2 separate regions of the Mus musculus genome follow, and region 1 is linked to region 2. Evidence: chromatin contacts called from ENCODE Hi-C or POLR2A ChIA-PET data. All regions are on one chromosome and are shown on one strand. Each heading gives the region's core, a stretch centred on a gene start or an enhancer-like site at or near the end of the contact. The rest is flanking DNA. Distances are from core to core; before and after follow the strand shown. Region 1 holds the start of Golga3 (golgi autoantigen, golgin subfamily a, 3). Region 2 holds the start of Ankle2 (ankyrin repeat and LEM domain containing 2).

The links. Hi-C counts contacts between places; a loop is a spot of excess contacts on that map. ChIA-PET counts read pairs that join two places held with the same protein, here RNA polymerase II (POLR2A).
Region 1: a map of T-helper 2 cell shows a loop between it and region 2 (2.5-fold over the local background). The contact joins the promoter of Golga3 here to the promoter of Ankle2 in region 2. A Hi-C loop is called at or near these places in 1 of 37 maps with a recorded cell type or tissue (T-helper 2 cell). POLR2A ChIA-PET finds 5 or more read pairs at or near these places in 2 of 5 experiments (Patski and embryonic stem cell).

What each region holds. Positions count from the first base shown.
Region 1 is chr5:110,175,487-110,178,186 of GRCm38, reverse strand. Golga3 (golgi autoantigen, golgin subfamily a, 3) reads right to left here and starts at 1,330. Exons shown (of 24, transcript NM_001347389.2): 1 at 1,265-1,330. It overlaps Gm15787 (predicted gene 15787), which reads left to right and starts at 1,683. Exons shown (of 3, transcript NR_040431.1): 1 at 1,683-1,870.
Region 2 is chr5:110,229,613-110,232,312 of GRCm38, reverse strand. Ankle2 (ankyrin repeat and LEM domain containing 2) reads right to left here and starts at 1,309. Exons shown (of 13, transcript NM_001253814.1): 1 at 890-1,309. The coding sequence starts at 1,076.

The sequences.
Region 1 (2,700 bases), core at 81-2,580, 54 kb after region 2:
GAAATAGGGAAGAAACAAGATTTTCCAGATTTGTGTCTGTGTTCATACGCACAGTTGTGTGGAGGGCAGAGGACAACTGAAGAGTGGATGCTTTCCTTCCACCACAGGGCTCCCAGGGAACTCAGGTCATCAGACTCTATAACATTCAACCACTCAGAAGTCTTTCCGATCTGCTTTTGGATTTTTTAGACAGAATATTGCTATGTAGCATGGGCCTCAAGCTGGCTGAGGTCTTCCTGTCTTGACTTCCCAAGAGCTGGTATAACAGACATGTGCCACCCTATCCAGGCTTTTCCTTTTCTTTCCATTCAAGGTACACTGTATCTGAGTCATTAACGGACTATAAAAGTCAGGCGGCATTTGTAAATGGTTTACAGTGTCCTACTGACAATAAAATACAAACTTCTTAGCCTCGACCGGAGACCACTTTAATTGGGTTCCTACTTATGTCTGTACCCCTCACATGCTGTGTCTTTTTTCATTATCTGGCTATATCATGCATCCAGAAGTACAACTGACTCTCCATAGGGTCTCTACACTTCTTGTTCACTTTTCTTGAGACATTCCTCTCAATAATTTTGCACAAACGATTCTTGTCATGGAGGCCTGTCTTGACTCAAAGGTAAACTCTTCCGAAGGTTGCACAAACCTAATCCTCTCAACTGTTTTGAGTTGTCAGTATACCTCCACCAGAAAGTGATGAAAACAGAGACCAAAACACTACTGTATCCTGGGACCTTTTACAAACAGGGCCTCTTTTTCTATAAACATTCAGTAAGCGCCCGTGGGAAGGTGGTAAGCTGTTCGCCTAGCTCTCTCTGGTCACTGACTCCACTGACCATGTTCAGCAAACACCTCTGAGCACCAGAATCAAAACAACCTAAGTCCCCCACGCACTGTACGACTTGCCACCATGTCACGTTCGTCATCAACTGCAAAAGGAGCAGACTTCAAACACGCTGACCCAACCAAGCAGCAGTAGCAACGCTCTCAGGGCAGACCGCATTCCGTGGGTGCAGAAGCAGTCTCTGCATTTACTGACAACCCAGCTGCGAGGCAGGTTTCCAACCCCACGGAGTAAAAGCAAAAACTGACTTGAGCTGACCGCGGCTGACCCAAAGTCTGCGCGACCCTCACCGGACTCTGCATCCGCCTTGCCCCTGTACGCCTCTCTGGGCGCGGCCAGGGTTGCCCCAACAGTTCCTCCACGGTCCTCTGCCACAAGGTCCCGACCCTCCTCAGTAATAGCCCCCAAAACCCTCACCGGTTCCGGCCCAACCCTGCGGCTCCGGTAGGACGTGGCTGTGCAAGGGGCGGGGCGCAACAGGGTACCAGTCTCGGGCAACCCCCCGGAAACAAACGGTCCGCGAGGTCTTCGTTCCGGAAGAGAGGCTGCCCTCAGCGGCCAGTAGCCACTTTCAAATTGGGGTTGGTATGGATCTCCGGACAGATTGAGATATCCTTCAGAAAGTGGACTTAAAATTTTGTGTGCCTTCCCTTCAGAGGAACAACTTCCAGCCTAAGAGACGAAATCAGGACAACCCTCCCCCCCCCCCCAAAAAAAGAAAAACGCTTCCGGTGGTAGTGACGTTGGACTCGCCACGCTCCCGCCCCTCGCGGCCTTCTGACTGGTGGGTATGACGATCCACGTGGCCACGCCCCCGGGGCGTGGCTTCCCCGCCAGACACCGCCTCCACCACAGTTCTGACAACTTGTTCCTAAGTGTTTGTCAGTCTTGTTTGTATTATTGCCAGTGTTATACATGGCCGGACACTGCGCCACGCGACTGCATTGCCAGCCACGAGGAAGTCTGACAAGTATCACAAGCTCGAGGACTGACTGGACTATAAAGTGGGACTTGTCTTAAAAGGTAAAAAGACGTCTGCGGTGTAGTTCAGAACTCTTGGGTTCAGTCTCTAGTATGTGAAGATAGGAAAGGAGAGGAAGTTCTCACAACACAATATTAAACTATTGCCACTGCTACATGGGGAAAATGCTAAGTATACATTTTGTTTTCAGTGCTCGAGATTGTATCCTGGGCCTTGAACATGTCTAGTAACCTCCCCACCTCCAAGCTACATTTCCAACCCCAAATAAAAATGACCAAAGCTTTACAAAGATATAATTTACATGCTGTAAAGTTTGCTCCTGTTTACGATTTTATCATTATTTCTGTTTCTGAGTGTCCTTGCCTGTACATTTCATACCAATAGGGTTCATATACTGTATAGCTTTGAGTTCTTTTTCAAATTGTATCCATGTTGTACATCTTTTAGTGCTTCGTTCTTATTGCTAATATCCTATTGTTTGGATATTTCCCTTTTGTTTCTGCTCATCAGTCAATGAACAAATTTGAAGGGTCTTGAGGTAGACAAAAGGACTGACAGGGTCCCAGCTTTATATGTCCAGGGGTTGATGGGGGAACCTGCTGTATCTACTGAGGACTGTTGTGTGCCAAGGACTTTGCCAGATGCTGTCTGCTTTCAGGAAACTTACTTCTTGGAGGGAAATAGTAAAAAACAGACATACAAGAGAGTAGATGATGTCAGAGCTGAATAAAGAGACAGGTGGGTAGACATTCTGCAATCTTATGGATTATTGAGAAAGGACCTCTCTGAACCTGGTGAGTGGCTCAGCAAGCAAGGTCACTTGCAGCATAAGACTGGCAATTTGAAGCTTATATAGTGGTGGAAGAAGTGA
Region 2 (2,700 bases), core at 60-2,559:
AGCAAAAAACAAACAAACAAAAACAAAAACACGAAAACAAAACCCCCAAGAAACCAACGACTGCTAAGAAAGGGTTGATATGTATGTCAGTGGTAGAAGACTTGTCAAGATGTGCCACGCCTTGAGTTTTATACCCAGCCCTAAGTAATTAAAAAATGAAATTGTGTTTAAGTTCATAGTAGCAAATGGAGCCTCTGTTACCCGTAAGATCTTGTTAGGGTTGGGTTATCTCTAAAGTTCTAAAGTTGAGTTAATGGCTTAAAATGTCATTTTCCTTCTAGAAGAATTACTTTTCATCTTCCACTAAGAACTAGATTTAGGAGAAAGTGAGCGTTAGTGAAAAGTGGCTTCATACGAACACATACCTCGGGCTGGTGAAAGAGCACACCGACTGCTCTTTCCGAAGGTCCTGAGTTCAAATCTCACAACCACATGGTAGCTCACAACAAGAGACCTGACGCCCTCTTCTGGTGCGTCTGAAGACAGCTACAGTGTACTTATTTATAACAATAAATAAATCTTTGGGCGGGGGGCCGATCGGAGTGAGCGAGCAGGGTTGACCCGAGCGAACAGAGGTCCTAAATTCAATTCCCAACAACCAGATGAAGGCTCACAACTATCTGCACAGCTACAGTGTATACTCATAGACATAAAATAAGTAAATCTTAAAAATAAATTTAAAAAATTCTAAAGAAATCTTAAAAAACAAAACAAAAACAAAACACATACCTCGTAAACATGGGATTACAGTTTAGAGAGGTGGAGAGAAGAAGTGCTAACAGGGCTGTGGGTTCTCATCAAAAGTTTCCAAAATATCCGCGATAGGGTCTTACCGTATCCAGGGGGCGTGGAGAGTGAGGTTTTCCTCCCACGACTGACGCTGCCTTACCTGGCTGTGCGGCCACCGCTTCAGACGCGCTGGGCGGAGAGGAGAGCGTCCCGCAACGGTTCAGGTCCCGCGGCCGCTTCTCTAGCCGGCGGACCAGCCAGCGCACGGCGATGAACAGCACCGAGGCGCCCAGGAGCTCCCAGGCCAGGGCCGCCCACTCCACCACAGCCAGCCGCTGCCACAGCATCGCCACCGCCGGCGCCGAGGCCTTGAGCGCGGCCGCTGCAAATGCAGCCCGCGTCGCTCCCGCCTCCGGCCCTCAGAAGACCGCTCGCCTCGCCACGGGAGTCGCGCCTGCCCCAAGCCTCCTCCTCCGCCCGGCCGTGGTTAGACCAGGCGGGCTGCGCGCGCAGTGCGGGCCGTCCCGTTTCCCAACGATCAGGCTAGAACGCGGCCCGGAACGCAGCCTCAGGCGGCTCCGGAGGCAGCCCGGGGTCCTGATTAACGCGAGCGCAGCCCGGCAGTGGCGCGGGCAGCTTGGTCGGGGTCCTGAGTCGGACTCGGCGCGCTGCCTGGCGCGGCTCGCTCTTCAGGTGCGCCGCCCCGAGTTGTCGCTGCTGGAGAGCGCGAGCGGGCTCCTGGGTCACCCAGACTGTGTGTCATCCCGAAGCCAGCAGAGCTGGGGCCATAGTGCTTGACTGATAGGGGCTGAGGATGAATACGGCGGCCAGAAAGCCCAGCTCTGCCTCCTGTTGTTAATGAAGATTTTCTCTGGAATACAGGCAGAATGCCTATACCATTCCGACGGATAACGCGAAAGCCTACCTAGCACTGGGATTAAAGATGTGAGCCACCATGCCAGGCTGCTGATTTTAATTTTTGAAGTCCTTTTCTAACCTTTGTTTTTCTTTTTTGAGTCTTAACTATATATCCCCAAACTGGCCTTATGCTGGAGATCTGCCTCCTTGAGCTCGCAGAAATGTGATTACAAGCATGTCACATTAATTTCTGCCCACAGATCATGAGCTATGGAAGCCCGTGATGGTGTAGAGGCTTCTCACATGTACTCTGAGTGGTCTTTAGAAGGCAGAGTGGAGGATGGAGGCCTGTTCTGTTCAAATGTGTATCCTACCTCCTGCCAGTGAGAACTTGGTAAGACCAATTCTCACTATCCGGAGAGGGTGGCCTGAGGAATGGCCTAAAAAGGCCTGAGTGGAGGCCCCGACACGTTCAATTTACAGGTTACCAGCCAAGAGTCAGATATACATACCCTTCAGGTCATATCTTCAGTTAAAGATGTTACTTACTCCTCAGAACAGTCTCAGGGAAGCCAAACTAGATGACTTGAGAAATGCTAAGATGAATTTCCAGTTATTTTTATAGCCCCAGGATTAGAAAGCTAATTTAGATGTATTTCAGTATTTAGCTGGGCGTGGTGGTGCACATCTTTAATTCCAGACAGAAGCATGTGGATATCTGTGTTCGAGGCCACCCTGGTCTATAGATCCAGCCCAAGAGGCATCCAAGACTAAGTAGCAAAACCTTGTCTCAAAAAAACCAAGATAAATAAGTTAAATTTAATTATAGGCAGATGGGTAAAGTAGTATTAATTCCTTAAAGAAACAGGTACAGGAATATGTCATAGAGCAGTGGAGAACAACTTTTAATGTTTTGTCTTTTGCTTCATAATTGTGTTTATTTAAAGAGACCATGTGGGGTGGGGGGCTGAAAAGATGGCTCAGCGGTTAAGATCACTGACTGCTCTTCCAGAGGTCCTGAGTTCAATTCCCAGCAACCATATGGTGGCTCACAACCATCTGTAATGGGTTCTGATGCCCTCTTCTGGTGTGTCTGAAGACAGCAATGGTGTA